Linked DNA regions of Mus musculus: region 1 is linked to region 2. Evidence: chromatin loops called from intact Hi-C (ENCODE). Cell type or tissue: gastrocnemius. All regions are shown on one strand. Links, peaks and the distances in the headings refer to the core of each region. The heading gives the core; the rest is flanking DNA. Region 1 holds the start of Plekha7 (pleckstrin homology domain containing, family A member 7). Region 2 overlaps Plekha7 (pleckstrin homology domain containing, family A member 7).

What was found. A loop is a pair of places that touch in the nucleus more often than their neighbours do. Peaks named below come from ENCODE experiments on the same cell type or tissue, not always from the same donor. Only the 100,000 strongest peaks of a DNase experiment are listed, where the experiment ranks them.
Region 1: it touches region 2 in a loop (2.8-fold over the local background); 9 of 42 quality-filtered maps call a loop at or near these places.

The regions. Positions count from the first base shown.
Region 1 is chr7:116,298,188-116,314,393 of GRCm38, reverse strand. It overlaps Plekha7 (pleckstrin homology domain containing, family A member 7), which reads left to right and starts at 6,018. Exons shown (of 27, transcript NM_001305185.1): 1 at 6,018-6,143; 2 at 6,246-6,322; 3 at 6,412-6,469. The coding sequence starts at 6,061. In gastrocnemius, for the core only: no CTCF peak of the experiment used is centred there; DNase peaks (open chromatin) are centred at 6,123, 6,876, 8,015, 12,460 and 1 more place; H3K4me3 peaks cover 2,232 bases; H3K27ac peaks cover 1,102 bases.
Region 2 is chr7:116,240,565-116,256,770 of GRCm38, reverse strand. All of the region lies in intron 3 of Plekha7 (pleckstrin homology domain containing, family A member 7), which reads left to right. Among named protein-coding and RNA genes, the nearest start is that of Gm44867, 43 kb to the left of the region's middle. In gastrocnemius, for the core only: CTCF peaks have their summits at 9,222 (motif pointing right) and 12,284 (motif pointing left); DNase peaks (open chromatin) are centred at 9,287, 9,981 and 12,100; H3K4me3 peaks cover 1,035 bases.

The sequences.
Region 1 (16,206 bases), core at 4,612-12,611, 57 kb before region 2:
GTTATGAATGTGGAACACCCACTGGGCCTGGTGTATATTTCACATAGGGCATTTCACCTCAGTGTAGGTCAGAGGTAACTCATGTGTGAGCAGCTATTATCTGGGCATGTAGAGCTAGAGTATACAGCACAAACATTTTTGCTGACAATTTGCTGGGTTATGTTACTAGTAATTGCAAGAGATTCTAACTCTGGAGCAATGGCCCAGTGGTTAAGAGCACTCCCGACTCTATCCAAGGACATGTGTGTGTGTCCTAGAATCTGAGGCCCCTGTGGGCATTCACAACCACACACATGGAGGAGGAAGAGGAAGAAAAACTCTTTTACAAGAGTCTATGTACAGATTTTGCTGTTACTGTTTTACTTATGCATTTAAACATGAAATGAAGTCTCTTGCATTATTTCTCTGCAAAGTCCTGTGCCTTCACCATCACAGTTGCGATTTATACAACTATGCTTTATCATTGCTTTTATTCTACTTTTGAGACCAGGTCTTGGAATGTAGTCCAGGCTAGCCTTGTATTCTATTCTCCTGCTTCAGTCAGGCAAGTGCTCTACAACTGAGTTACCTCCCCAACCCTCATTGCTGTAATTTTCTTCTTCTTTCTGTCTTTTTTTTTTTTTCTTCAAGACAGTAAATTATGTAACCTTGAAAAATAAGGGGTTGGGGGCACTGACTGCTCTTCCAGAGGTCCCGAGTTCAGTTCCCAGCAACCACATGGTGGCTCACAACCATCTGTAATGGGATCTGATGCCCTCTTTAGTGTACCTGAAGAGAGCAACAGTGTACTCACATACATGAAATAAATAAATCTTTAAAAAAACAAACAAACAACCAAACTATGTAACCTTGGCTGTCCAGCAAATAAATAATCCTTAAAAAAACCAAACCAAAACAGAGGTGGGCATTGGTGGCACACCCCTTTAATCCCAGCCCTTAGGAGGCAGAGGCAGGCAGATTTCTGAGTTTGAGGCCAGCCTGATCTACAAAGTGAGTGCCAGAACAGCCAGGGCTACACAGAGAAACCCTGTCTCAAAAAAACAAAACAAAACAAAACAAAAAAACCCCACAAAACAACAACAACAACAACAACAAAACAAAAAGAAGAATTATTTATTTATGTATATGAGCACACTGTAGCTGTATAGATAGTTGTGAGCCTTCATGTGGTTGTTGGGAACTGAATTTAGGACCTCTGATTGCTCCGGTGGGTGGGCCCCACTTGCTCCAGTTGGCCCTGCTTGCTCTGGCCCAAAGATTTATTTATTATTATAAATAAGTACATTGTAGCTGTCTTCAGAATGGGGCATCAGATCTCATTAGGGGTGGTTGTGAGCCACCATGTGGTTGCTGGGATTCTAACTCAGGACCTTTGGAAGATCAGTTAGTGCTCTTACCGGCTGAGCCATCTCACCAGCCCCAAACCCAAGTTCTTAAGAGGAGCAGCCAGCACTCTTAAGCATTGAGCCACCTAGTCATGTCTCTATCCCTGTTTCTGTTGTGTGAGATAGGGTTTCTATGGCTGTCCTGGAGCTCACTATGTAGACCAGGCTGGCTCCCAACTCAGAGATCCATCTACTTCTGCCTCTCTGTTGCTAGAATTAAGGGCATTTGCCACCAAGTGCAGCCTCGATGAAATTTTAAAACCAATATTGGCTAATGTACTTTGAGAGTGCTATACAGTCAAGTGTAACTTTTTTAGAGGGACTGCTCTTTCAAAAATTGGTATTATAATCTTGAGGTGCACCTACCTGCCTGTTTGTCAAGATTCTTTGTTGTGAAACCAAATGCTGTGGCCTAAGAGATGGACTGTTATTCAACCACTCACCTGTAGGAAGCCATTTCTAGATTTTGTCCATACAGATGAAGCTGCTGTGAATATTACTAATATATAAATGTACATATTTATAATAAAAACACACCATTCTCTGGGATAACTCATGAGTACATGTGATTAAAATATTTTTTATAAAGAATCTTTTTTTTAAGATTTATTTTATTTATTATATGTAAGTATACTATAGTTGTCTTAAGACACACCAGAAGAGGGAATCAGGTCTTATTACAGATGGTTGTGAGCCACCATGTGGTTGCTGGGAATTGAACTCAGGATCTCCGGAAGAGGAGCCAGTGCTCTTAACCACTGAGCCATCTCTCCAGCCCGATTAAAATATTTTTATTTCTTATTTTATTTTTATTTTTTTGTGTGTGGTTTTTCGAGACAGGGTTTCTGTGTACAGCCCTGGCTGTCCTGGAACTCACTCTGTAGACCAGGCTGGCCTCGAACTCAGAAATCCGCCTGCCTCTGCCTCCCAAGTGCTGGGATTAAAGGTGTGCGCCATCACGCCTGGCTTATTTATTTATTTAAAATTTCTGCACAGCGGCGATCCCCTTGCTTCAGTTTCTCAGGTAGCTGAGACTCAGTGTGCACCACTGCTCCTGGCAGAGACACCAGCAGTGCCTTATTCAGAGCATCATTCTTTGGAATGAGGTGCCTGACCGGAGCTTTCCAATTTCCTCAGCTTTCTATTTTTTTTTCAAGATTTATTTATTTATTATATGTAAGTACACTGTAGCTGTCCTCAGATACTCCAGAAGAGGGCATCAGATTTCGTCATGGATGGTTGTGAGCCACCATGTGGTTGCTGGGATTTGAACTCGGGACGTTCGGAAGAGCAGTTGGTGCTCTTTACCACTGAGCCATCTCACCAGACCTTATTTTTTTTATTTTATGTGTATACATTTGTATATAATTTTGCCTGCATGTGTGTATATGCCCCATGTATGTATGCACCACATGCATACAGCATGCTCTAAGTTCAGGAGTACAAATGGTTGTGACCCAATATGCTGGTTGCTGGGACCCCAACCCAGGCAGGTTCTCTGCAACAGTAGTATGCAGTCTTTATTTCTTTTAAAGATTCTATCTATCTATCTATCTATCTATCTATCTATCTATCTATCTCTATCTATATCTACCTACCTACCTACCTACCTAGATATTATGTATACAGGGTTCTGCCAGCATTTATGCCTGCAGGCTAGAAGAGGGCACCAGATCCCATTACAGATGGTTAGGAACCACCATGTGGTTGCTGGGAATTGAACTCAGGTCATCTGGAAGAACAGCAAGTGCTCTTAACCTCTGAGCCATCACTCTCAGCAGCTGAGCCACACTGAAGAGATGTACTATTTCATGTCAGATAAATTCCCATGGGGTTGTCCGGTCAAAGCAATGTGTAACAACTGCTGCCAAACTGCCTTCAAGGAATGTCTTAGGGTTTTCTATTTCCGGTGAATAGACACCATGACCAAGGCAACTATTATAAAGGACATTCAATTGGGGCTGGCTTACAGGTTCAGAGGTTCAGTCCATTGTCATCAGGTGGGAGCATGGCAGCATCCAGGTAGGCAAGGTGCAGGAGGTGCTGAGAGTTCTACATCTTCATCTGAAGGTTGCTAGCAGAATACTGGCTTCCAGGCAGCTAGGATGAGGGTCTTAAAGCCCAGGCCCTCAGTGATACACCTACTCCAATAAGGGCCACACCTCCTAATAGTGCCACTCCCTGGGCCAAGCATATACAAACCATCACAAGAAGGCAGAATCATTTTGTAGTCCCAGCAACAATGAACAAGAATGGTTTTCTTTTTTTTTTTTTAAAGATTTATTTATTTATTATATGTAAGTACACTGTACCTGTCTTCAGACACACCAGAAGAGGGAGTCAGATCTCATTACGGATGGTTGTGAGCCACCATGTGGTTGCTGGGATTTGAACTCAGGACCTTTGGAAGAGCAATCGGGTGCTCTTACCTGCTGAGCCATCTCACCAGCCCATGGTAATCTGACATCTACGAAATAGAATCTCCCACTGTAATTTTCATTTGTATACTTGACGGTCAACTACCTTCCCATATGCTTAAAAGCCACTTGTGTTTCATTTCTATTAACTGTGGTGAGTTCATATTCTTGTCCATTTAATATATTGCTTTCAAATGAGTGTTTAATAAGACATGCTATTTCCCTATGTTCATTTGAAGAACTGGGTCAGAGGCTGAGGGCTCTGCATCCCCAACCACAGCGCCTTTCTCCCTCCTGACTGCTTCAGAGGATCCTCTGGAACAGCAGTCATGTCGTGGTCACCCTCAACGACAAAATTATTTCATTGCTACTGTTAAGAATCGTAATGCAGCCAGGCAGTGGTGGCGCACACTTTAGTCCAGCACTTGAGAGGCAGAGGCAGGTGTTTTTCTGAGTTTAAGGCCTGCCTGGTCTACAGAGTTCCAGAACAGCCAGGGCTATATACAGAAAAACCTTGTGTCAAAAAAAAAAAAAAAACGGAGAAGAAGAAGAAGAAGAAGAAGGAGAAGGAGAAGGAGAAGGAGAAGGAGAAGGAGAAGGAGAAGGAGAAGGAGAAGGAGAAGGAGAAGGAGAAGGAGAAGGAGAAGGAGAAGGAGAAGGAGAATCATAATGCAGGTAAATATCTGATATACAGAATAGATATCTGACATGCTACCCCAAGGGCTCGCGACCCACAGGTCAAGAAACACCGGGAGAGCTCCGGCTGTGCCCCCTTCAGGGTCCATCCTACTGATCTCTCATTCCAGTGCCCAGTGCAGACAGTTGCACCCTCTTGTGAGACTCCTTAGACCCGCAGCTTTTGTCTCTGCAAGGCTGGCCTGACCCTTGCCCAGCGCCTAGCTTCCGGCTGCTGCTCCGCCCACTTGCAATGTGACAGAGTGTCTGAGTGTTTTGCATTCTTCTGCTCTTCTGCTGCTGAGGAGTTGCAGTTTAAAGGCTGAGGCAGATAGTTCAGGCGCCCAGGTCCTGGAGTTTGGGGCAGACCAAAACCCCTTCTCTTGTCCAACTGACGCAAAAGAGTAAACACACAAACGTCAATTAGGAGCAAATGAGTGAGCTAAGGGTTTCCTTTTACTCTGGGGGGTTCAGGAGCGCTCCCCAAGACCTAAGTAGGTAAAGAGCTCGGCTTGACAGCTCTTCCAAAATGAGAGCAGGGAGATCCAGACCCAGCATTCTCTTTTTTGCCTGTGATCTCTACAGCTTCAGAAGGGGGGGGGGGGGGACGACACGCATTTTTTTTTTTTTAATTTAAAGATTTATTTAATGTATGTGAGTACACTGTTGCTCTCTTCAGACACACCAGGAGAGGGCATCGGATCCCATTACAGATGGTTGTGAGCCACCATGTGGTTGCTGGGATTTGAACCCAGGACCTCTGGAAGAGCAGTCAGTGCTCTTAACTGCTGAGCCATCTCTCCAGCCCCTACCTTTTTGTTTTTTGAGACAGAGTCTCATAGTAACCCGCGCTGCACTGAAACTCTGTCAAGCAGTTCTGTGTCTTCCAACTCTCAGCAATCCTTCTGTTTCAGTTTCCCCAGGCCTGGAATCACAGGCAAGCTTTTCTCCTATTTTACATTAGACTTGGAGGTTGCTCCGGAATCCAGCAGAAACCTGTTCGGTGTTCCTTGTCTAAGAAAGAAGCACACTTCCGGGGTAGGGGGGAGGAGAAGCAGAGGTGTGCAGGTCGCCTGCTTTTCCTGGAGCAAGGGTGTGTGTGTCAAGGGTGGGGGATGGGGGGGGGCTAGACTGTTCCTTCGCCCGCGAGTCTCGGGGACAAAGGCTGCGGGGCCTTGTGCCTTGCTCCGGCCGGCCTTCCACCAGTGAACTTTGGAAGCACCGGCCGTGACCTCGAACTGCGAGTCACCAAGGCTGGGAGCCCACGCTGCACCCACCACAGGGGAACCCAGTAGGGTCGGTCCAAGTCCCTCTTGTCTCAGCCCCTCTCCACTCCTTCCTGCTCTCCCCCTCATTTCTTCCAATGCACCCTTCTCCCTATCCCTCCTCAGATCTTGTCCTCCCCTCCCTATCCCTACCCAACTCCTTGTTCCAACTCCTAGTTACTCCAGCTCCCCGTTTCTCGTCCCTCCCACTCACTCTGTCCAACAACTTGCACCCCTATCTCCTCGCCCCGCCCCTTACCCCGCCCCTTAACCCATCCCCCCCCCTCCCCCGGCCCGGGGCTCAGGCGCTGGGCGAACATGGCGGCTGCGGTCGGGCGGGACACCCTACCTGAGCACTGGTCCTATGGCGTCTGTCGGGACGGCCGCGTCTTCTTCATCAAGTGCGTGAGGGGCGGCGACACCCGGACGGGGTCGTGCGCTGGGGCTGGGGCCGCGGGCGGGCGTGGAGGGCGGCGGCGCTAACAGGTGCACCTCTCCCGTAGTGACCAGCTCCGCTGCACGACCTGGCTGCACCCGCGGACCGGCGAACCGGTCAACTCGGGTCACATGATCCGCTCAGGTGGGCGCTGGGTCGGTGCGGGATGCAGGGTGCGGAGCGGGGTCGCCACGGCTGCGCTAGTTTGACCAACTTTTCTCGCCTTCCCGCAGACTTGCCGCGCGGCTGGGAGGAGGGCTTCACGGAGGAGGGCGCCAGCTTCTTCATCGAGTAAGTGAATCCGCACCGCGGCCGCACCTGCCTTGCTCTCCCGCAGCCTTGGCGGGCTCGGCGCTCGGGGTTTGTTTGCTTGACGGTGGCGGGCTCGGGGGGACGGCTGCGTACGGGGGTTCGCAGCGCCGCAGGGGGCCTGGCCAGGTCCCGCCCGCCGGTGGCCGAGCCTGCAAACTCCAAGGCTCCCCCGGGACACGCCTACCCCGGGGGCCTGCGCTGGGCACAGTGGCGGGTGGCGGGGAGTAGGGCTCGCGTGGGTCGGGAGTGTGGCCTGAGGGCTTGGGCGTGGGGGAGGGGGAAGAGGGGCCCCGACGCTACTCTAGCCGCGCTGGCTGGGCTCGCCGTGGAGAGTTGGAGCGCGACCCGGGCCGCCGCATCCTTGCTTCTCAGGGATGGGATGGGGGTGGGGCTCCCAGGCAGCCAATGATATTCCTGGAACTCTACCCGCGCGTCTTCGGCGGGCGCCGAACGCCGAGGAACGCGGACGATCTGCTCTGCCCGGGCTAGTAGAACGGGAGCTTTGCCGCCTGAGCCTCTGGGCGCTGTCCCAAGTTATTCTTGGTCTGTTGGTCCGCGTGGATCTGATCTCGAAGTTGTAAGGGGACACGAGTGTACAGTCTTCACTTTTCCCAGTCGGGCAAGGTGCCTGTGTTGCAGCGTTCCTCCCTCTGCTTCCTGTGGGTCCTGGGAGTCAGAACTTGCCTTTGATCGTTTGCCCCAGTCAGTCGGTGCCTGGCATAGAGTAGGAGCTCTGTAAATGTTTGTTTATGGAATGAATGAACTAGCCAAAGGTCTGGCGCTCCATGGTTTGACTGGCACTCGGTGTACTGTGCGCGACCGTGACTCAGAATTCATTTCTTCACCAACTTGGAAACAATGTTTAGATCTGGATCAGAATATGTGAAGAAAGTCCCCGAGCCTCCTTTGTCACATGGGACTCTTGTATAGTGGCTGCTGATGGATGTGCTCTATGCAAGGGAGGTGCTCACTATTTCTGTTCGTCAATTTGTAACCCACGGGAGGAAAGGGAACAAAGAGTGAACAAATAATAATAGCAGGTAACGGTGACTGCTGTGCGGAAAATTAACATGAGGGGATGTGACTTGAAGTGATTGGATGGCTGATGGGACTGGTAGGTCCTGATGACTTTTTTTCTGAGCAGGTGACATTTGGAATTTGAATGACAAGAAGGACCCTTGCTGTGGTGACCAGTAGGGGCAAAACATTTCAGAAAAATGTTTAAGGAACAAAACCCTTCGAGTTCAATGAGGGGTTGGGGATTTTGCTCAGTGGTAGAGCTCTGGGGGAAAAAAAAGTTCAGTGAGCAAAAAGTCTTGTGTGGCTTGGAGGAAGTGACCAAGGGCGAGGATGGCATTAAAGGAAGGCACAGGAAGGGAGGTAAAGGATGAAACTGGAGCAGGGTAAAGAGCTGCTGAGCTCTATCCTGAGACCAGGGAGAATGCAGACGTTTTAAGGTGGCTTGGTATGTTTGGCAGTTTTTGGGAGTATGGCGTTTGGGTGGAGAGCTGTGCCAGGGAGGTAGGAGAGCAGCAGGAAGCTGTGGCTGTGGTCCAGAGCAGACGTTAGTGGGGGGGGGGGTGAAGCACGGAGATGGAGAGCAGGAGTCAGATAGAGGCTGTGCTCTGGATGCAGAGAGAGAGAGAGAGAGAGAGAGAGAGAGAGAGAGAGAGAGAGAGAGAGAGAGAGAGAGAAAGAACGAGAACACTCCTGGGGGCCTGGGGAGATGATGCTCCGTTCATAAAGTGCTTGCCATGCCAGCATGAGGACTCACATTCCATCTCATAAAAACCCAGGTGTAGTAACAATGTGCACGTGTAATACTAGCGCTGGGAAGGTAGAGACCGGAGAATCCAGGGCTTGCCACCCTGTCATCCTAGCCTAAGCTGCAAGCCCCAGGTCCCAGCAAGAGACTGCTTCAGAAAATAAGTGGGTATTTAAGAAAAAAACATGTGAGGTTGGGCTGGCTTCTGGCTTTTACATTCACAGGAACACATATACGTGTGCACTTGTACACACAGGAATACACACAAGTACACATACTGCACATGCGCGCGCGCGCGCGCACACACACACACACACACACACACACACACACACACAGATGATTCCTAGAGGTGAGAGGTCCTGAGTGGGTAGGTAGTGCTCATATCTTTGAGATGGAAAGGCTGGGAGAAAAACAGGCTTGAATAGGTGTTAAGAAACTCTATATTTTGTTCTGTTATATATAAGATGTGAATATATCATATAGATCAGCCATTCTCAACATGTCATTAACAAATTATCCTTTTTCAGGGGTCGACTAGGATCATCAGAAAACACGTATTCACATTATGATTCATAACAGCCAAGTGACAGTTATGAAGTAGCAGCATTAGGAAGGTTGAGAACCACTGATACAGATTTATGAATCTGAAACTTGGGTTTGAGAGGGAGAGAGGCTTGCAGAGACCCATCTGAGGATACCTGTGTGTGATGTCATAGGGAGTAGGTGACGTCATCAAGGACAAGTGTGGGCCAAGAAAGTCTGTCCCGGTTTGCTTGCTGTTGTCATAAGCACCATGAGCAAATGCATAGTTAGGGAAACTAGGGAAAACAAAGGTTTGTTTCAGCTTATACTTCTCATCCCAGTTCATCAGTGAAGGAAGTCAGAGCAGGAAGTTGAGCAGGAGCTGAAGCAGAAGTCATGGAGGAAGGCTGCTTATTGGCTCACTCTAGCCTGCCAGCCCACTTTCCTTAGGCTTACATGTGTAGGATACAATGGTCCACAGTGGGCTGGGCCCTCCCACATCAATCGTCAGTCAAGACAATTCCCCGCAGACATGTCCACTGCAGGACAGTCTTCAGTTGAGGCTCCCTCTTCCCAGGCTACAGAAACTAAGCAGAACAATGCTCTAAGCCTGGGGGCGGGTAGTGGCTGAGATCAGGAAAGGCAAACTTAAGAGGACAGACTGAGAAGGTGAGAAGATGTGTAGTCACAGGGACCTCCAGAACAGGAGACTGCCACCCATGGTAAGATGGGTAAGAAACACCTGTCCAGGAAGGGCAGTACATCTTCCTGGAAGTTTTTTTTTTTAATTCTTCTCTTTTTTTTTTTTAATATTTATTTATTTATTATATGTAAGTACACTGTAGCTGTCCTCAGACACTCCAGAAGAGGGAGTCAGATCTCGTTATGGATGGTTGTGAGCCACCATGTGGTTGCTGGGATTTGAACTCCTGACCTTCCGAAGAGCAGTCGGGTGCTCTTACCCACTGAGCCATCTCACCAGCCCCTTCCTGGAAGTTTTGCTGCAAAGAAGGGTCCAGGCATTGGCTGATAGCTGGAGATTGTGTGGGTAGAGGGAGGGTGTCTTAGGCTTTTATTGCTGTGAAGAGACCCCATGACCAAGGCGGCTCATATAAAGGACATTTAATTGGGGGTGGCTTACAGTTTCAAAGGTTTAGTCCATCGTCGTCATGGCAGGAAACAGGCAACATAAAGACCAGCATGGTACTGGAGATGTTGCTGAGAGTTCTACATCGTGATCCAAAGGCAGCCAGGAGGAGAGTGGAATTCCACGCTGGGTAGAGCTTGAGCAGAGGAGTCCTCCAAGCCTTCCTCCCACAAGGCCACACCTCCTAATAGTGCCACTCCCCCTGGGCCAAGCAATCAAACACAGGAGTCTGTGGGGTCCATACCTATTCAAACCACCACAGAGGGGCTTGTTCTTTCCAGGGAAAGATGGTGCAGCATCTTATTTTCTGGACCTGGGGGGTGGGTGTGGGGGAGATAGATGTAGGAAAAAAACTGGCAGTTATTGGAGCAGAGTTTCTGTGGAGGTGAGAGGGAAGGATGCCAGTGTGTATCTCAAGGTCACTTACTGGGACACCGAGGAGAGGTGGTGAGTGTTTTGCAGTAGTGGCACAGCCTTGAGTTGAGTTGGATCTTCCTGTGATCCTGCAGTCTGTAAACTCTAGGCTGCAGCCTCAGCACTGGGATTTTATCCCTGTTGCAACTCTTCTTCGATCACTCTGTCCCTGCTGCCACCACTCCCTCATCTGAATCCTCCCACACTTTTTGGAAATGACTACCCATAGCAACATTGACTGTGGCCCCTCCTCTCAAAGGCTGCTGGTGCCAGTAGGTCGGAATCCATTGTGTTTTCTACATGATAATTTCTCAAGAGGCCTCTTTGTCCCACCCCCCCCCCCCATGAAGTTTTACACCTATCTGCTTACTAAAGAGTTTTTTTTTTTTTTTTTAGTTACTACATTTGATTGTGTGTCACCTCCAAACCTTGTCCCTAGCCTTTTAGACATGTGTGTCACCCCTCAGCCCTTGTCCCCAGCCTTTGGTTTTCTGAGACAGGATCTTCCTGTGATCCTCAGACTGGTCTTGGATTTAAGATCCTCTTGTCTCTATCTCCTGAGGGTTGGGGTCACAGGTAACTGCATCTTACTAAACAGATTAATACCATCTGGACTCTGTTTCTTTTTCTTTTCTTTCTTTTTCTTTTTCTTTTTTGATTTTTCAAGACAGGGTTTCTCTGTATAGCCCTGGCTGTCCTGGAACTCACTCAGGCTGGCCTCGAACTCAGAAATCCGCCTGCCTCTGCCTCCCAAGTGCTGGGATTAAAGGCGTGCGCCACCACTCCCGGCTTGGAGTCTGTTTCTTTATTTTAGTTTATTTCTGCGCTTTTGGCTACACTTTGCCTTCATGGTTCTCACAAGTACAGGTGAGGTGGTGCAGACTTCCCCTTTAATAAAAAGATACTGGGCTCTGAGATGTTTTCATTTTTCCATGAGTCTCCTGACTGGATAGCAAATATCACAGTAGTTATGATAGTGTTATCTACACCAACAATGAGAATAGTGGCAATTATATGTCTTTTTTGTTTTTTTGTTTGTTTGTTTGTTGTTGTTGTTTTTTGAGACAGTCTTGTGTCCCTGTGTCCCTGGCTGACCTTCAGGTCACAGAGATCCACCTGCTTCTGCCTCCTGAGTGCCGGGATTAAAGGTGTGCACGCCAAGCCTGGGCCTAATTTGTTTGTTTGTTTAGGACAGGGTCTTGCAGTTTAGCCCGAGAGCTGGTCTCACAGGTAAGCACCTCCACCACATGGTGCTAACTTAGTTGAGGTCTTGGAGAAAATATCAGGACCTGCTATTGCTATTCATAGCTGTTGTCTGATTTATTTACTTAAAGACAGGGTCTCACTCTGCAGTCCAGCTGGCCTGGAACACTTAACATCCTCCTGCCTCAGCTCTCCTGAGAATGTCTCAGGATTATAGGCATGTATCACTGTACCTAGCTTTTGGTTTTGTTTTGAGATAGAGCCTCATGTACTGAACCTAGGTCCTTCATCAGGAAGTCATGGCTCTAGTCTAGTCTTTGGGGTTTTTTTTTGTTTTTGTTTTTTTTTTTGTTTTTTCGAGACAGGGTTTCTCTGTATAGCCCTGGCTGTCCTGGAACTCACTTTGTAGACCAGGCTGGCCTCGAACTCAGAAATCCGCCTGCCTCTGCCACCCGAGTGCTGGGATTAAAGGGGTACACCACCACGAGTGGCTCTTTGTTTAATTTTTATTTCGAGACAGAACCTCACTGGGCTGCCCAGGGCAGCCTTGAACTTGGAACTTGGACACTGCCTTAGTGTCCCAGCAGTTGGGAGTTACAGATCTGCGCCATAGTTCAGCTCTAGGCAAATGCTCGTCCTGCCTCAGCCACTTGTGTGCTTGGTGGTGTGTATGTGTGTGGAGTGGGGTGTTGGCACACCACACCCTGCTTGAAGGCTGCTCCTTGAGGGCAGACCTGTTCACTGTTTCTGAGGCATTGGCACACAGCCCAGGCCTGGACCTGCTTCCGCCCTCCGTATTTATGGAAGAGGATGTGTCCCCATGAAACCTTGGGCAGTCATTAAGTAGTCCAGTCTTTATTTATCAATTCCTGGCTGAAGAGGAGACTTGTGTGTGGAGCAGAAGCGGGGAAGCCAGGAGTGGGCCTGTTGGGGCTGGTGTTTACACCCAGGCATCTTGGAGTCAGTCACTCATTGGCAACAGCAACACTCAAAGCAGGAACCTGGCCAGGAGAGGCTCAGGCAGCCTTCTTTGGCTCCTTGGTCTCATGAGCTCAGCACTCTGCATCTGGGTATTTTCTCATCTATTGGCAATTGAACTAGATCCCCCCTTTTCCCTGGCTTCAGGGCCTTGGCATCTTCTGACTTTGCTCCAAGGTCCTGACAGGGATCAATCTATCACACAAAGTGCCACTTAGCTTCAGGTCCTCCAGCCTTAGCTTTGTGGACTTGGGTCATCCTGTGTAGGTACCATTCCCTAGGCAGTAGGACTTGGGAAAGATTCACTGAAGGCTTGGAGTGAAGTTGTTTTTCTGCTGTTCCCCTGTGCTGTGGCCTGCAAACATTTTAGGGGCGGAGTCTATAGCATAACTTTCAGGTCTCCAGTGCAAAATGAAAATGGAAGGAGCCTACTGAAAGGGGAGGGTGCCATTGGAAGTACTGTAGTAAAATGGGTGTGGTGGCACATCGATTTTAGCATGTGGGAGGAGGAGGAGGCAAGGCCAGCAAGAGTTCAAGGTCATTCTGGCCGTTCAGTCTGGGCTACTTGAGACTCTAGATATTGGAGTCTCTGTCTCCAAAACCCAACAACAAAACAAAGCTGCTGTGTACGCCAGTGTGTTCAGCCAGCAGTTAGCATTCTAGAAGTGGAGGCAGGAGGATCCAAGAGTTCAGGGCCATCTTCAAAAATGGATTGAATTGTAAGAAGCCAGCCTAGGTTGCATGAGCCCCTTTGTCAAGCTAAAGGAGACAAATCCACAAATCTACAATATAAAATGTGTTCCGGGCTGGTGAGATGGCTTAGTGGGTAAGAGCACCCGACTGCTCTTCCGAAGGTCTGGAGTTCAAATCCCAGCAACCACATGGTGGCTCACAACCATCCGTAATGAGATCTGATTCCCTCTTCTGGAGTGTCTGAAGACAGCTACAGCGTACTTACATAAAATAAATAAATAAATCTAAAAAAAAAAAAAAAAAAAAGTGTCCCTTTTGCAGTCCCCCCCCCCACCCCCGCCCCAGACTTGTCATGGTTTTAAAAATTTGCTATTTCATGTCTTTTTTTTTTTTTCCCTCTGAGACAGAGTCTCACTGTGTAGTCCTGAATATCCTGGAATTTGCTATGTAGATCAGGCTGGCCTCAAACTCACAGAGGTCTGGCTGTCTTTGCCTCCCCAGTGCTGGGATTAAAGGTGTGCATCACTGTTTTCTGGTTTGTTCAATATCATTTTAAATAAAGAAAAAAATTAAATATATTATATATGTTTTATAGCTCATCTCTATATCAAATATAATCATTTATTTAAATGTCAATATCAGGTCATTCACCTCTAATGCCGAATGATTCATCAGCACCATATCCCACTGTAAAATACAGTATAAGAGTGGGCAGGCTCAGGGCACTGTGGACAGGGTGAGGCACATGCTGGCCAAGTGGGACATAGGAGGCTGGGAGAAGCAGGGAGAGCTGGGGTGGTGAGAGCCACAGCTTCTAGCCTCCTTCAAAGACACCCTGCTGTGGACCATACCCAGTTCTTAGGGCATGCCTTCAACTTTTCAATCAGTTTAAACACAGAGTGAATCAGATGTGAAAGTCATCAAGGGGGAAGTCCCTATTAAATGGAAGGCCCTTTAGAAAAACTATTGGAGGCCGGGCATGGTGGCGCACGCCTGTAATCCCAGCACTTGGGAGGCAGAGGCAGGCGATTTCTGAGTTTGAGGCCAGCCTGGTCTACAAAGTGAGTTCCAGGACAGCCAGGGCTATACAGAGAAACCCTGTCTCAAAAAACCAAAAAAGAAAAAGAAAAGAAAAACTATTGGAGCTTTGGACACCACACTTCCAGAACTTTTATTTCAAACCAGAAATTGACAGTCTTACATTGAATTCTGGGTGCTAATGGCTTACATGTATTTAAAGTGGAAATCCTGAAGCCTCATTGTTGAAGGGCAAGCAGGTTCTCTTGCTTGGCTGGCTTGGGTATAATCTCACACTTTACCTTGTACTTCCTGGTGGCTTTATCAAGGGGGAAAGCCGGATCACGGATTTAGTACTGGGTCCGTGGGAAAACACTAACAGTGAGTGTTTTGTGGAAAGCTGGAGCACGGACGGACTTAGGGCTGTGATTTGTATCACACTCTCAAAGCACCTGGAAAAACCTCTGAGAAAAAGGATTGAAGCTGCTTAAGGCTCTTGACCCGTGGGGGAGCCAGTTGCTCCTGTGGCAGGTCGGTCTGTGTGAAGAGGGGAGGTGTGAGTCTCCTCTGCACTGGTAACCAACTGCTGGGGGACCTGGGCGCTGGGAGAAGGTGGCTCATGGGAGAGGAAGAGTGCTTGCTTGGCACGCCAAGGAAGCCTGGGTTCCATTCCCAACACAGCAAAAGGAGAAACAGTAAGAACTGGGTGCTTTTCTGCCCCGCTGGTACTCTTTCCATCCTCTTCGCACGCTAAGAGGGTGTTCGGCACGTGCTAGTGGAGGAAGATCCTGAGCAGGAAGCAGGAGGACAGCCAATCCCAGGTCTTCCAGGGCTACAGAGTGAGTGAGTTCAAAGCCAGTCTGTACAATTTAGTGAGACTGTGATTCAAACGTAAAAGTAAAAATAAAGAGATTAGGGGCTCCGGCCCATGAGTGGGGCCTTTGCATTGCATGTGCAAGGCTCTGGGTGCAAGTCAGGTTTTTTTTTTTTTTTTTGGGGGGGGGGTGGGCAGCTGGCAAGTCAGGCCAGGATGTGGAATACTGGGTGACAGACTGTGGTGCCCACTCCAGCTCAGCATAAGGAGCCAGCATCTCAGACTGGCACGGGTTTGTGAGTAAACACTGGCAGAGGGAAGAACCTGGAGGAATATGGTGGTGTTTTCCTCTTGTCACTGGGCTGTCAAAACATTTGCTTTTTGATTTCTGGGAAGGGGAAGCACTTTGAATGAATGTTTTTATTGTCTGCAGAGTGTTTCAGGAACACTATCTGGTTCAACTCTTACCATTATTTATTTATTTATTTATTTATTTGCCTGTAGAACTTTGGCTCGAAGGGTAAAGTGATTTTTCCTACAGTTACCTGTTACCTACTAGCTCAGCCATTTCAGGGCTCGGGAGAGAGGCCTGGAGGTATTGTTACCCTAGCTTGTGCTTCTCACACATGGGGACCACAGATTTAATGACAGAAGGAAGGGGAAGGTCTGCTTCCCTGGGAGACGTGGGTGCAGAAAACATCGTGTGTGCTGACTTCAGTTCTGCTGTGCCGGGGTGAAACCCAGGGCTTTGGGCCTGCTGGGCAAAGTCTACCACTGAATGACACCCCCAGCCCTTGGCTGTAGAAATAGTGTCTTACTGTGAGGCCCAGCCTGGCCCCAGTCCTCATCCTCCTGGCTCTGTGCCCCAAGTGCCGGGATTACAGGCCTGCACCACCACGCCTGGCTTCTGTGGCCTTTACAGTCGATTCATCCTCTCTGCCTACCTCGGGATCGCCACGTTGGTAAGCTGCATCAGATCTACTGTGTGCCTTTTGCCGTTTCCCAAATAGAAGCATCTGCCCCAGGAGGTGCCAGCTTCTCTTAACTGCCCCTGGACTTATGTCGGTCTTGGCGGACCTGTGCGAGTCTCCCACTCTCTGCCATGCATATGCTCAGTTCGATGTGTGTGGGGAAGACAGAGAGGGTGTGTAGTGGGGAGT
Region 2 (16,206 bases), core at 4,298-12,297:
GGAAGTGCATGTGCCTCCTCTGTCTCCTGGGTTCAGTGTGTATTCTGCAGCCTGCATGTAACAGAAGGCTCATTAAGACCACGGCAAGTTGGAACCTGTCAGCAGTGAGTTCTCTAATGCTGTTCTCTACAGAAACCTCACTTCTAAGCCTGGAGACTTCACACTCCGACTTAGCATTTCCAGATAGCAGTGAGAGAAGCTTTGGGCAGGTTTATGGCATCCCTAAGCATCCAGATTCTGGGAGCCTCTGCTGAGGTCCCAGAGTAAAGTCCTTCAACACATCAGAACAGGTGACACAAACAATTCATACCCCATAGTCCCCAGACCCTAAATGTAGCCCAAGTCCAGGGCAGAAGTTCTTTTACCCTACACTTGAAGCCCTGTATTATCCTTCTCTATGCTACAAGCTCAGGAAAGAGAAGAACTGGGATTGGGGGTCTTTGGCAGGAGACACATCCAATTCCTATGAACTGGGTCTGCACGACTGCATTGTCTGGAAGAAGGAACTGGAAGGAAGTGCAGAGGCTCAGCTTTGGGCTGGTACAACATGCATGGCTGTTGTCAGTGCAGATTCCCAGACTGGTGTGGCCCATCTTTTAACCTCTAGCAGGACAGGGCCAGGGAAGCCAGCTGCCCTCATGGGGAAGAGCTGTGGCCACCACTGCAGGATCCTGCTGCCCTCTTGAGAAGGGAGTGACTTTTCCACTAAGAGGACAAACAGCAATCGAAGGTTTGTACCATGGTTCTTGTCTGTCTCTGCTGTGATCAAGCTGTGGTCCCAAGAGGCCAGTTGTGCTCCCCCAAAACAAAGCCAGCATCGCCAGGTTCCTGAACGCATGGGCAAAGCAGTAGCATCCCACAAGGCCAGATTGACAAGGAACCGGCTTTGGCAGGACTCCTGATCCTGCTCAGGTACCTTTGGAGCCATAGTCCAACCTTCTGCAGAGTCCATTCAAACTGCCCTTCAGTACAGCTGGGGCAGCTCTTGGGGGCCGAGTCTCTTCCACCCAAATTTGTTGTCTCAACTGCCCCCCCCCCCCATCTCCTTGCTGTCATTCATGATCAGTGAGTTCCAGACACCCATAGATGAGGGTTTTTAGCCTATTCCCTTCTCAGAAATGGATCTTCAATTTGTAAATCTGGTAATGTCTGTCTGTCTAGCCTCTTTCCCTGAGCAGGCATCCATTGTATTGTCCCTCGGTAACTGAAGCAATATCAGAATCACCTGGGAAATTCCTTAAAATTTCCACGCACCTGCCATCTGTCTCGTCTCTCTCTCCTTCCCTCTCCTACTAGAGGCCAAGGTCTTGGGTGTGGGGGGACATGTGATGAAAGGAGTTGCCATTTCTTAAGAGACTGTTGGGGAAGATGGACAGTAGTCAGTTATGTGTGCTGTGACACCGGAAAGGAGGTGTCTATGTAAAGGCAGGAGGATCTGCTATGGATGCCAGAAAGAACCCTAGCGATTCTCAGTATTAGGAGGAGTAATGATGATTTTATACTATAGAGACTTATTCATGTTTAGCTTGGTGGCTCGATCAGAAAACATTAACTATTTTGAGCCCCAGAGTTCTCATTTTTGGGGTGGGGGCAGGATCTCACTCTGTAGCCCAGGCTGACCTTGAACTTGTAGAGATTGGCCTGCCTCTGCCTCCTCTAGCGTGTACAGCTAGAGCCCTTTGAAAACGCCAGCCTCTAGCATGACAGAGGAAATGTAGTCTCTAAGAATGTTTGTGGGAGCGAATCAGTGCTCAGTTAATACTGGCTGCTGGTTGTGGCAGTTAGTATCTGAGGAGATCTTCCCTCCAGGATCCTTGGAGGCGGTGACTGCACAGTAAAATGTCTCCTCATGTTTGCACAGCATGCGCTCAGAGTTTTACAGTCCTATCTGTCGTATCATGCCTGAATATGAGCAGAGTGTTATTTCACTTTAGTCCCAGGTGGGAGGACTCCTGGGAGATAAGGCACATTGCTTTTTAAGTGTTTTTTTTATTATCTTTTATTGGCACATATTCTTTGTACATGGTGATAAGTTTCATACAGTGCACCAGGTACTCGGCCCATCCCACACCCCACAGTGCTGTCCCCTTCTTCTAGAGCAGTGGTCCTCAACCTTCCCGATACTGTGACCTTCTAATACATTTCCTCATGTTATGGTGACCCCCAGCCGTAAAATTATTTTTGTTGCTACTACATAATTATAATTTTGCTACTATTATGAACTGTAGTGTAAATACTTTTGGAGATAGGAGTTTGGCAAAGGGGTTGTGATTTACAGGTTGAGAACAGCTGTGTATATATATATATATATATATATATATAATTATTTTTGTCTATATAAATCTAGAGTCCACAAATTAGAGGGAATATGATATCTGTCCCTCTGAATCTGACTTATTTCACCTTTTTTTGTTGTTACTAGTTTTTGAGACACAGTCTCAAAACTATATATATCTATATGCCTTCCTGGTTAGTCTAAAACTCATGATTTTCCTGCATGAACCTACCAGGTGATGGGAAGTCCCTCCCCCCCCCCCAAAAAAAAAAAAAAAAGAAGAGAGAAAAGGTATTTTGGGCTAAAGAAGTTGCTTTACCTGTTAAGAGCACTGGCCGTTCTTCCAGAGGACCTGTGTTCAATTCTCAGCACTCACTTGGTGGCTCCCAACTGTGTAACTCCAGCTCCAGGTGCTCCAACACCTTCTTCTGGCCTCCGAAAGCACGGGGCACAAATGTGGTGCACAGACGCATGTAGACAAAACACCCACACACCTACAACAAAAGAAAGAGATATTTTTATCATTTGCAAGATCGTTTAGTGCAGTCTCTTTCCAAACAGAGACTGTATTGGAATCAGCAGGGAAATGTCTTTAAAAAACCAGCTTTCTGCCGGGCGGTGGTGGCGCACGCCTTTAATCCCAGCACTTGGGAGGCAGAGGAAGGCGGATCTCTGAGTTCGAGGCCAGCCTGGTCTACAAAGTGAGTTCCAGGACAGCCAGGGCTATACAGAGAAACCCTGTCTCGAAGGAAAACAAACAAACAAACAAACCCCAGCTTTCTTATATTCTGGAGTGTGTACTTGTTCAGAGACAGGGTCTCCTGTCCTCGTTAGCCTAGAACTTGCAGTGCAGGGAAGGATGACCTTGAACCTTCAGATCCCCCCCCCCCCTCTCGTGTTCTGAGGAGACAGGCCTGTGCCACCTTCTGCAGCTTATCAGTGCATAGTTTAAATGTCCTCAGGTTTGCTTTTGTGGCTGTTTGGGATACCTGGACTCTAAGGCTACTGGGTTTCTCCCCTGCTGGTGCTCTTGGGTGATCTCCTGGTCACTGGTCCTTGCTGTTTATGACACTGGTCATGAGTGTGGGCGTCTGATGAGAACAAGGGTGCAAGCAGCTTCCCCATGCAGCCTCTGAAAACGGACACAGTCAGAACCACCACACCGTAGCTTTTATCTTTTAAGCCTGCAGTTGATTTGACAGGATTTATGTTGTAAAATAGGGAGCGAAAGTCAGAGCTTTGGCTCAGCAGCAAATTCTTGATGTTCAAAATCCTCTGATTTGGGAGTTTGGGGATGTGGCTCAGTTGCTTAGCATGCGTGAGAACAACCCTACATCTATAATCCTAGTACTCAAAAGAGATGGAAGGAGGAGAATCAGAAGTTCAGGGCATCTTGGGCTACAAGAGACTCTGCCTTTACAAAAAGTAGTGACACAAGCTTTTAACCCCAGCACTCAGGAAACAAAGGCAGGCGGATCCCTGTGAGTTCCAGGACAGCTAGGACTACATAGGAGAAACCCTGTCTCAAAAAAACCAAACCAACCAACCAACCAAATAAATAAGTGAAGGAAGGAAGGAAGGAAGGAAGGAAGGAAGGAAGGAAGGAAGGAAGGAAGGAGAGAGGGAGGGCTCTGGAGAAATGGGTCAATGATTAGAGTACTTACTGCTCCGTAGAGGACGAGGGTTGGTTCCCAGCACCCTCATTGGGTGGCTCACAGGGAGAGCAGACCTTTCCCCAAGTGTTACTGCTGAAACCTTATTTGCATGTGGGAGGGCTTGGTGCTCTTCCTTGATGACCAATGGCCACATACCTCTCGGCAGGAGAGCTGTGGGAGGCTGTAGCTGCTATTGGAGCTAGGAGCCCAGGAGGGGTGGCCAAACTCCTACAGTCCCATGAAGGTGGAAGTTATGACCCACCAGGTCTCCAGGGTTCCAGGCGTGTGCTTGACTGGGACCAGGCTATCTTTGCACAGTTCACCACCCCACAACTAGCCTCAGAGTGGCCATGATCACTAGGGTTCAACTGGTCTGGATTAAGATGTGTTATGAATGTGAACTAGCACCCTAGACTCCGGAGACTCCACATCTAAAACAAACAACCAGGTAAATAAGTAACTAACTAAATAAAGTATCTCAGTTGTGTCCTGATCATGTTGAAAATGATAGTGCTTTTAATATGTTGGCTCAAGTAAAATACACTAAATTAATTACATTTTTGTAATGAAAATGTGGCTCCTTACAGATCTATGACATTCTGTTTTGTCACATAGCCAGGTTGGTTTCTTAAATCAGTTAGAGGAACCAGATTAAAAAGTCAACAGTAGGGCTGGAGAGAGATGGCTCAGCTCAGCTCTTAAGAGCACTTGCTATTCTTAATGAATATCCATCTTGGAGTTCTAGCACCCAGAATGGGAGGCTGTCAACTGTCTGTAATTCCAGTTCCAGGGGATCCAACATCTCCGTCTTTTGTGGGTACATGCCTTCACATGCCCATACATATTCAGACTCACACACACACACACACAAAGCTAAAAAGTAAATCTTTTTTGTTTTGAGACAGTCTCTCTGTGTAGCTCTATCTGTCCTGGAACTTACTATGTAGACCAGACAAACCTTGAATTCATAGAAATCCTCCTGCCTCTGTCCCTGGAATGCTGGGATTAAAGGTGTGCACCTCCACAATTGGCAGCTGTAATGTTTGCCATTCCCCTGGTGCTGCTGAGTGATGTTCGGGTCCCCAGGCTCTTGATCTCGAGGACTGCGTTGGAGAGGCAGGTTCTGAATTTGAGGCAGGCATCCAGAGCACTATTCTGAGTCATTTAACTTGACCTTGAACATCCACAGGGCCATTATCACTGGCATTTTCTTTGAAGTGGGAATTTTATGAAGTCTGATTTAAGGGTATTTAGTAGTTTCTCCTATTTTAAAGGACTTTAAGTCTCTTCAATGTCTCTGGGAGGGACAGGAAGAAAATTGCCTAAGTGGAGAAATTGCTTTGCTTGGATGGAAGCTTTATCGCAGCACTGTAGAGCCTTTTTAGAATTCACTTTGATTTTATGTTTGTGGGCGTTTTGTCTGCATATTTATGGTTGTGCACCATGCACTGTTCCTCTCGGAAACTAGAAGAGGGTGTGAGATACCTGGGGACTGTAGTTCCAGCCAGTTGTGAGCCACCCTATGGACGCTTCTAGTCATTGTTCTTATCTGAGGAGACCTCTCTCCACGCCCCAGAGTCATTTTAAAAACTGTGGCTTGGGGTAAAACTGCTGTGAATTTCTGATGACACCCTCTGTCCCTGTGCCCCAGTGTCCTGTGTCCCATCCAGTCGTCTGCCCCTGCCCTTTCCCCTTTGGCTGTCTCTCTGGTATTCTGCTGCTCTCTCATTCCCTGTCTTGGGATTACAATGGGAATGCCAACTGCCCCCTGCTCCCTTCCAACAGGACAAGAAGAGCCCATTCAGTACTTAAGGGCTGGCTGTGCAGTGGGTGCCACCATCCTGTCTTGTCAGGTGCCCAGCCTTCAAGCATTCTTCAAAGTGGCCACCTGTTATGTGCTTGAGGCAGGTTGGGAAGAATAAGAGAAATAAAAGGGATGGTGGGCCGGGCGGTGTTGGTGCATGCCTTTAATCCCAGCACTTGGGAGGCAGAGACAGGCAGATTTCTGAGTTTGAGGCCAGCCTGGTGAGTTCCAGGACAGCCAGGACTATACAGAGAAACCCTGTCTCGAAGAAAGAAAAAAAAAAAAAAAAAAGGGATGATGGCATCAAGGTGGGAACATGGCAGCATCCAGGCAGGCATAGTGCAGAAGGAGCTTAGAGTTAGAGGTCTACATCTTCATCTGAAGGCTGCTAGCAGAATACTGGCTTCCAGACAGCTAGGATGAGGATCTTAAAGCCCACACCCATAGTGACACAGTTACTCCAACAGGGCCATACCTTCTAATAGTGCCACTCCCTGGGTCAAGCATATACATGCCATCACACATGAGTCCTGCAGCCTCTGGTCTTCCTCCTGAGATCTGCCTAAGAAACGGATCGGGTCTGAGTGATCAGTGAGGTAGAGTCTAAACCCTGGAGTTTGAATTTGAACTCAGTCATGTAACTTTGGGAAAGCCACTTAAGCACTGGGCCTCAATTTTCTCATCTTTAGAATAAGAAAGGTTAATTGAAATACATAATTTTGTTGTTCCTTGTTTTTTTTTTTTTTGTTTTTGTTTTTGTTTTTTTTTTTTTTTGTGACAGGGTCTCTACATAGCCTAGGCTGTCCTGCAATTCACCATGTAGACTAGGTTGGCTTTGAACTCATGGAGATCTACCTGCATCTGCCTCTCAAGTGCTGGTTCTAAAGGCATACTCCATCATACCTGGCCTGTTTTTGTTTTTAAGACAGAATCTCATGTAGTCCAGGCTGGCCTCTACCTGTCTCTATAGCCAAAAATGACCTTGAACTTCTTAGCCATCTGCCTCTACATCCTAAGAGCTGAGATTATAGGCATGGACCACCATGCCTGGTTTGTGTGGTATCAGGGCTTTGAGCATGGCAGGCAAGCACTCCACCAGCTGAGCCACATCCATGTGAGATCCTAGGATGTAGAACACCTCTGTAAACACTGGCTTCCTTCAGGGAGCACAGTTTATCGAGTGTCCTCTGTGCAAGCTGCTGTCACTCAGCACAGCGGTGAACAAAGCTGCAGAGCCCTTAGCAGTGGTTCTCAGCCTGTTGCTCAAGACCCCTTGGGGGCTCCAATGACTCTTTCACAGGGGGTCTCATATCAGATATCCTGCATATCAGATATTTATATTATGATTCATAGCAGTAGCAAAATTACAGTTAATGAAGTAGCAACAAAAATAGTTTTATGGTTGGGGGTCACCCCAACACTAGGAACTGTATTAAAGGGTCGTAGCATTGGAAAGGTTGAGAAACATTGCCTTAGAGAGGGAGAGAGGCCCATCCATCCTCAGAGGAATTGTAGACTCTGCTTTTGGCTTTTCAGCACTGTGGGCTGCTTTTTATATATTAGGCTTTGATAGAGTTGTTGTTGTTGTTGTTGTTGTTGTTGTAAGATTGTACTGCTAAATAGACCAAAAATAGAAGTGTTATTTTGTGTGTTTGTGTGCATGTGTTTGTGTGCATGTATATCTTCCTCAGTTGCTCTCTGTGTTATCTCCCCGCCCCACCCCAGGACAGGATTTCTCTGTCCTGTCTTGGAACTTACTCTGTAGTCCAGGCTCACCTGTGGCTTCTGAGTGCAGGGATTAAAGGAGTGGACCACCACAGTAACTCGGAAGAAGTTATCCTTCCCCTTTTCTCTTTTTAGAGATTTATGTATGTGAGTATACTGTAGCTATACAGATGGTTGTGAGCCTTCATGTGGTTGTTGGGAATTGAATATTTAGGATCTCTGCTCGCTTCGGTCAACCCTGATCGCCCAGTCCCTGCTTGCTTTGGCCCAAAGATTTATTTATTATTATTATTTATTTATTACCTAAGTACACTGTAGCTGACTTCAGACGCACCAGAAGAGGGCATCAGATCCCATTACAGGTAGTTGTGAGCCACCATGTGGTTGCTAGGATTTGAACTCAGGACCTTCGGAAGAGCAGTCAGTGCTCTTACCCGCTGAGCCAACTCGCCAGTCCCGAAATTATTCTTCTGAGTTAGGATCTCTCAGTGATCTCGGCATGGCTTGTGGATTGGCTAGGCAGCTTGGCAGGCAAACTCTTGGCCCTTCTGTCTCTGTCTCCCTGCACCAGGATTAAATCCTAAATCCTAGTGCTCTTAAATCCTAGCCGCTTGCATCACTTCCCGGTCCAGAGACTCTGAGTCAGTGGCTCCAAGCTGGAAGGGTCACAGGCTGCTGGAAGGAGGACCTTAGCGACTCCGTCTCTCTGTGGAAACAGTCACCTTCTTCAGAGGAAGACAGTAGAGACCCACATCAGGATACGTGGGCTTTCCCGAGGATGCAAGACTCTCATCAGTGAGAGCATCCGAGCTGGACCTCAGTGTGGGGGCCTACAGAGGATGAGCCTGTTCTGTAGGCTGCATCCCACTCTCACGGTGGATGCACGTTGGCATTTAACCCGGCTGTGCAAAGGCCTCCTGTGGGGTGCCCATCTCTGATGAGACCACATGTGTTCAGGATGCACAGGTGTAGACAGGGTGCCCGTTCTGAAGGGCACCTGCAATCTCATATTTGTCACTTTGGCCTTGCTCCTAAGGCAAGACCCCCCCCCCCCGTCTTTTTTTGTTTTGTTTCTTGTTTTGTTTAGTTGGTATCATTATGCCATGTTCATACGGGTGTCTCATGAACGGTGGACTTTGCCCACATCCCTGCCACACTTATGGGCTCCTTCTTCCATTTTGTTTTTGAGTTTCCTGATGCAGCCTGGGCTGACCTTGAACTCTGGATCCTCCGGTTTCAGCTTCCTGAGTGTTAGAGTTACAGGCGCTCACCACTCTGTCCAGCCTTAGTGGAACTGGGCAGTAGAGATGGCTACTTCTTTGTGCGATGCTTTCTTTACCCAGAAGATAACTGGCTGCTGGCGCCTCTGAGGCGTGAACTCCCCTTCTTGAAGGGAGCGCAGGTTCATGAAGGAGCCAGCAAGGGTCTAGAGCTTTGCAAGCCGCAGAGGGCTTTTAATTCTTCTTCAGTCAAGCTGAGCACCTTGGACTCAACTCTAAGAAGTGAAGAATACTGGATTCCTTTATTCATTCTCCTCTCCCCTCCTCCCTCCCTCCCTCCCTCCCTCCCTCCCTCCCTCCCTCCCTCCCTTTGGCTTCTTCGGTGCTAGGGATCAAACTTAGGGCCTGTGTGTCCTAGGTAAGCACGCTACTACTAAACTAGATCCCTGACCCCAGCTATCTAAAAGATGGTAATGATTTTATTTTTAAACATGTAATTATGTCAGGCAGATTATTTGCTTTTGAGAGTGGCTGCAGATACCATGCCTCTGATAGCCAGCAGAGGGCGGGAGAGAGGAGATTCTTCTGTCCAAAGCAGTGGCGCCCCCCCCCCCCCACGCCCCCGTGGCCCCCATCACACCTCCATGTGCCTCCTGTGTGCCAGACACTCTGCTGAAGCCAAAGACACAGACTACTCGTCCCCACAGAGGAAAGCAACGGAGGTTGATGAAGGAGACAGACCCACCCAGATGATTTTCCTGGTGGTCCTGTCCTCAGTTCTCCCTGCCCAGCCTGTGTTTGGCTATGCGCACTGGAGCCTGTCTGTAATCTCTCCCTTTCCAATTCACTTCCTCGGCCTTATCTGGGCGACAGCAGCTCTGGGTGCTAGTGTAGTGTAGCTGGTCTTTACTGCTCCCCACAGTCATGTTACCACCGTCCTCTTAGGGATGAAGACCTCCCTTTTTAGACTCCCTTTGCTTTGTGTGACCCGATCCCATGTGACTGTAAGACCTCAGTGACTGATTCTTGTCCTGTCTTCTCAGAGAGGCAAGGGCTATTCAAGGGCGCACACTACCACTTGCCAGAGGACTTTATCCGGCTTCCAGCGCACTTTACCACCCCCCCCCCCCCCCGTGCCCTTCCTGGCGTGTTCATAGCAATGACAACTTCAGGGGGAGGCGGTGCATTTGCAGATGGCCCTGTCCTGGGGTGGGGCGTGCTGTGCCACAGGTGGGGAGACTGAGCCTGAGCCCCTGCTCATCCCCTGGCTATCAGGGGCTCAGCAGGGCTTTTCTAGTAAATTCATGGCTGCTTCTGACAGCTGCTGAGTTCCAGCCTCTCTCCAGTGTCGGGAGAAGAAAGCCCACACCCGGGGCTGGCAGAGTCCTCAGAACATGTTCTCCCTGGTCTCTGCACTCGGAGGATGTGTTTATTGTACTAGATGCGGTGTCTCCTCAAGTGCAGGCACATTAAAGATGGGTATTACTTTCATAGAAGCCACTGGGGAAAAGGGAGAGGAGAGGCAGAGTTTGGGCATCCGAAGGCATAATTGGATTTATCCAGTAATTGTGGCAAGCGACAAGGAGCCAGGAAGTGCACTGGATGGGCTTGTGGGTATGGATTTGTCAGGCATGTGTTTTTAATTACTCTGTCTCTGTTGCCATTATTTTAATAGAGACCTAATTTTGAGAATGGGGTTCATTATTTAATTAAACTTCAGTAGGATTGGCAAATGAGCGGATCCGTGGCTCAGTGCTGCCCTCTAGTGTATACTTCATGGATTGTCAATCTTCAAAAAATACTTGGCAATAAAATATATTTCACAACTGCACCAAGCGTCAATAGATGCTTCTGTAAGGTTGGCAATACTGGGGACAGACATAAGCATCTATCATCATCGTGTGCTCAAGGATTCACAGATGACAGGCAAAAATCATCTCTGTTCTTTGCTCCCTGGAGAATGCGCCTCATCACAAAACACATGTGGCCAGCACATGGGATTGGGAGTAATTGCTGCCTTCGGGTTTGTTGGAGAGGAAGGTCCCCGAGGAAGGGCCCTGGTGGTGTTTGTAAACAAGACGAGGCGTTTGGTTCTATCTTTGGCTTGCTAGGCTCAGGAAGGGTTTTGGCTGGAGACAGTATTGAGAAAATGTCATAATTTTTATGTCTGCAAAGTTGTGCTTCTGGGCTGCTGTCTGCCTCACGTCTGCCAGCTTGTGTCTGCGCTCAGAAAGACTCTTGGGAAGAGCAGCAGACTCCAGAAGAGGATGGGCAGAGCCCGGATTTACCCATGAAGGATTCACACTGAGTCTGTGCTTGCTCCCCTGAGTGGCTTTGACAGGTCTCCCGGGAAAATGAAGTAGCTGGTGTGGAACCGGTGACCTTTTGTGAAAGGCAACAACCACAGAGACACCATGCACATACAGTGTCTTAGTGTTTGCCTCTTCCCTCTAGATTACTGTCGCATTAATTAAGGAGAGGGAAGAAATAAGAATACGGGTGCTAAGTATAAACTGATTTGTTGTTTTTATTTTGAGACCTGGCATTACTGTGTAGACCAGGCTGGCCTCCAGCTCTCAGATCTGACTGCCTCTGTTTCCCAAGTGCTGGGATTGAAGGTGCCTGCCTCCATACCCGGTACCAGACCTGTATTTTCTTCTCAAACAAAAAGAGATCAAAGTATTGGAGCATTTTACTTGATAATTAGGGTATTCCCTCTTCTAGTCTTTAATTACTCTCTGCATAAGCATCTTTATTGATGAAGTGGTTCTGACAGCCTGACACCCAGGTCTGTGACAGCCGGGTCTGTGACAGCTGAGCACTCTGTTCATTTATTTCTTCATCCCGTTTCACAGTGGATTCTAAGCAGCTTGTGGGAAGGGACAAAAATGATGACACACAGACACACACACACACAGACACACACACACACACACATACACGAATGCACATCCAGTTAGGAGAGGAAGCCCCAGCAGACAGGGGAGGACGGAGCAGAACCTTTGGTTGGAGCACACACAGTTCCTGAAGGCTGAGTGAAAACATGGCTGCCTGATGTGTCCCACAGTCAAGCTGCCTCTCAGAAATGCGCCCCTCACAACCTCTTCCCAACCTCTAGCACACTCTCTCTTCCTGAGAGCCCAGGAGGTGTCAAGATGAAATTGTTTTATCATGCTGTGACCCTGTGGCAGCTGGGGATTTGGAAGGGGCCACTGTTGGGAGCTTATTTTAGGAAACCTTTTATTGTCTTGACTTGTGGACCTTCCAAGTGGCTCCAGGCCCTCCCACTCTGGTGGGCTGCAGTGACAAGAGGACAGATAAAGGGAGTGTTGACGTGGGAGGGATGCTGGGTGATTGATAACCTTGTGCTCGGGCCAGGGTGCCTTCTGGAGATCATCAGGATGATTGCTGGTGCCCAGGCTCCTGGGAAGCTGCTCAGAGCATGGAGCCGAGATGTAGATGGGCCTTAAAGGCTAGGCTGGGGGCTGCAGAGATGGCTCAGAGGTTAAGAGCATTGGCTGCTCTTCTAGAGGTTCTGAGCTCAATTTCCAGCAACCACATGGTGACTCACAACCATTTCAATGTGATCTGGTGCCCTCTTCTGGTCTGCAGGCATACATGCAGGCAGAACATTATATACATAATAAACAAACAAACAAATAAATAAACATTAAAAAAAAAAAAGATAGTCCAGGCATGTGCTGGGAGTCTCAGAGTCATTGCGAGCTTGTGACAGCAAACCAGATGTCCATAGCCAGGAGAGCTGTCTCCTCATCTTCTCACTGTTACCCAGCAACTACTGCTGCCACTCACTGCCTTGTGACTTCTACCCCCACATCTGCTGGACTCGTCCAATCCATATGGATTTGAACTCTCCCCACCTCCTATCTTCTCAGGATGTAAAACTGGCCTCTGTTTCTCAGTTCAAAGCCTGGAAGCAGCTTTGGCTTTCCTTTGCTTTGTCCCTGTGAATGCCACCCATGAGCCTTGGTTCTAGCTTCAGGCTGTTGAGCCAGCTCCCACCCTGACCCCCTACACTGCTGCGGAGGGCCTCTTCACCTCTACTCCCTTTCCCCTATTTGTATGTTGTCATTGGCGCTGCCCTCACAGACCAGCGGGGATGGGTTCATTGCCTCTTTCACTGGGTCTTGGTTTCGCTGTCTGCAAAATCAGGGCAGCAACGGGGCTCATACCAAAAAGCTTTTAGGGGGATTAAAGTCCTTCACAGATACACACGCGCGCGCGCGCGCACACACACACACACACACACACACACACACACACACACACACACACACTTCTTAGCACAGCACACAGCTAAGAAGTGAATAAACACTGCAGCTTTACTCGCTGCCTCTGACTTCCAGGCCATCCTCTGGACGGAAGCTACAGAAACCTTTGCAAGGAACAAAATTGATCTTCCCACAGGCCGTCAGGTTCCCCACACATGGTATCTTGTTTCCAGGGAGACCCTCGGTTTCTTCCCACCTGTCTTCATGCCTGGACCCATCTTTAGAGCTCAGCTGGAGCTCCGCAGCTTAGGCCTCTGCTGCTGCCTCCCTGACCTCACCTGTCACAGCTTCACAGCCTTCACCTGCGCCCCTCTATTCTGTCATTATCCCCTGTGCTCGCTGTGCCTTCTGCAGAGAAACCCTAATTGGCACTTACCAATGGTCGAATAACAACAGCACTTCTTTCTTTCCCTTGATTTTATTTTATTATTTTATGAGTATGAGTGTTTTCCCTGGATATATGTCTATATACCACATGCACGCCTGGTGCCTGAGGAGGTGGTGAGCCTACATGTGGGTTCTGGGAATTGAACTCAGGTCCTTTGCAAAAACAAGTGCTCTTAACTGAGTCTGCTCTTAACTGAGTCAGCTCTCCAGCCCCAGTGACACTGTCACTTCTCGTTTGCAGTGTTGCATATACTTACCTGGTTCTGTTAGCCAAGTCTTATAACCCCACAGTGGGGGTATGTGTTTAAGCCCTGTTTTAGAGTTGAAGACATGAGACTCCAAGAAGGACAAACAACTGATACCAGGTCACCCAGCTGTGAAGAGAATGAGTGTAGACTTTGCTCAGGTCCAAGTCTGTGGGCTTTTTAGATACTAGCTATAGTCAGGTGAGAGAGTTCTTTCCTGGCTACGGGTGCTGGCCAAGACTGCCAGTGTTAGGGGCATACTAGCTCCGTTTGAAAGCCAGTAGTCTTCCATACCTGTGTTTTTGTTTTTTTTTTGGGGGGGGGGGCATCCATCATGCTGTAGTCTTGTATGGGGTGAGAGTTCATAAGAGGTACTCATTAGATTCTGTTTAGCTTTGATTATGAATTGGAACCAGACTACCTGGGTGATCGCTGGTGTTCTATGTGTTATACTAAACTTTTTTAAGCTTAGAAAGTCTCATAGTTGGGCTCTAAACTACAAGTAGCCAGATCACTGGAGAGCTAGCTTCCGTGCCTGCTGAGGACAGCTCTAAGCTGTTGACCACAGCCTATACAAGGTCCTGGATTTGACCCTCTGCACCACCATACACATGTACAAAGAAGCAACTTAACAACATATGAACAGAACAAGTGTTGGGCTCTGGACAGACTCTAGACCTTTTATTTGATTTTATCTGGGGGTGGTGGGTGGTAAGTCCCTGGACCTACATTTTAACCCAACGTTATTCCCGTCCAAGTAGAAGGTGGTGCTTAGTGGCAGTGTGTGCTGTAGCTAACTAATGTCTTGTGTCTTTTTATCTTCAGCTTAAAATATTTATGTATATATTTATCTCCACTGTGTGTATGTCCTGTGAGTACAGGTGCCTATAGAGTCTAGAAGAGGGTGTCAGATCCCCTGGAGCTAGAGTTACAGGCGGTTTTGAACCCACTAACATGGGTCCTGGGAACCAAATCGAATCTTCTGCAAGAAAGAGCAGTTAAGTGCTCTTGAGCACTGAAACATCTCTCCAGCCCCCTTAATTATTAATTTTTGTCAGAACTCTTTATCTGTGAGGCGTTTGATCTCTGACCATGGGGCAGGAAGCCCTTTCCCGCCAGGACCCACACCACATGCATAACTGCTTCCTTGGTTACTGTGTCCAATGGATCTTCTCACCTGCCCTGGAGTTGGCTTTCTGACCCGACTGAAGCTACATTCAAAATTCAGTGTTGGCTTGTGTTTTGACAGGCTCTCTTTGTATTACAGCCCAGGCTGGTCCAGAGCAGCTCCTGATCGCCCTGCCTCTCCTCCCAGAGTGCCCGGATCACAGGCTTCAGCCAACACAGCCTGATGGTTTGTTTTTGTTAACTTCCTTCCCAGAAACAGTTCTGAGCTAATCAGAGCCCTGAGCCTTAATGGCTGTGCCTTCCTCCGCTCCGCGCTCTCTCTCTAAACAAAGGCTTCGTGTTTTAATAGGCACAATAACAGTAAAATTAGCTTGATTAGGCTCCAGGTGGATTTAAAGTGTATCCTAATGGCATCTCTGACTGGCTTGGAAGCCATGCATTTTGTTTTGTGCACAGGATGTGAGTGTCACAGTGACTCGGGGCATGAAAGGACGATTGAATTAAAGTGGCCATCTGTAGATCCCGCCTCATGGTTTCTAACTTACTACAATCTGAGAAACTGGACCTGCAGCGTGGAGCCAGGTCCACCTGCCTTCTGTCCTTGATATGTTAAGTTATACCACAGTGTTAGCACAGCACCTTCCACTTTTACTTGCCCCTCTGGGAACCTTCTGGGAGCTTGGAGAGCTCAGACCGGGAGGTAGGACCTGTGAGATGGCTCAGCAGGCCAAGATACCTGCTGCCACGGCCCACAGCTGGAGTTCAATCCCTAGGATCCACAGGGCGGCAGGAGAGAACCGGCTCCTGCAGGTTTCCTCTAGCTTCTTCATGCACACCATGTCACGCATGCCCTTCTCTCAGATAAATGTGATTTAAAAAAAAAAATATAACTTGGACACCTTCTGCTGAAAACCACAGCTAGCGGCTCCCTACTTTACCGGAAAGTGGATATGTCTGATTTCATTATGTAGCAAAGCCCCATGCCGGGTGCTAGCTACTCTGCCCAAGTGCTTTTGCGTCTCCCCCTAAAAGGGAACCCTGACCACTAGTAGGCTTCCTAGTAAGAGGAAGCAGAGGTGCAGAGCACCCGCCTACTCATCAACTGAGCCTAGTTTAATGTGTGACTTGCTAACTAGTCTTTATCTGTGTGCTTGGTGGCCCACGAAGGCCTTAAAAAAGTGAGATTTTTGTTTTCTTCTTTGTATCAAGGCATAGGCTATAATTCCCTGAGCTCACTAAGAACCCAGAATATCAAACCTGGTATTTGAATAATATAATAATTAGCATATAATGGTAACATTTGGAAGCAGGGGACAGAACCTCTGGTCATGGCTGCTTCATTTTGGAACCTTTGCTAAGTTTCTGGGCATTGTTATAAGCACAGCCCAGGAGATAAATATAAAAATAATTTTCTTGCCAGTTTTTTCTGTGTGGTATCCTAGCGACGATGGAGTGTCTGTCCTTGGGTTAGGGGC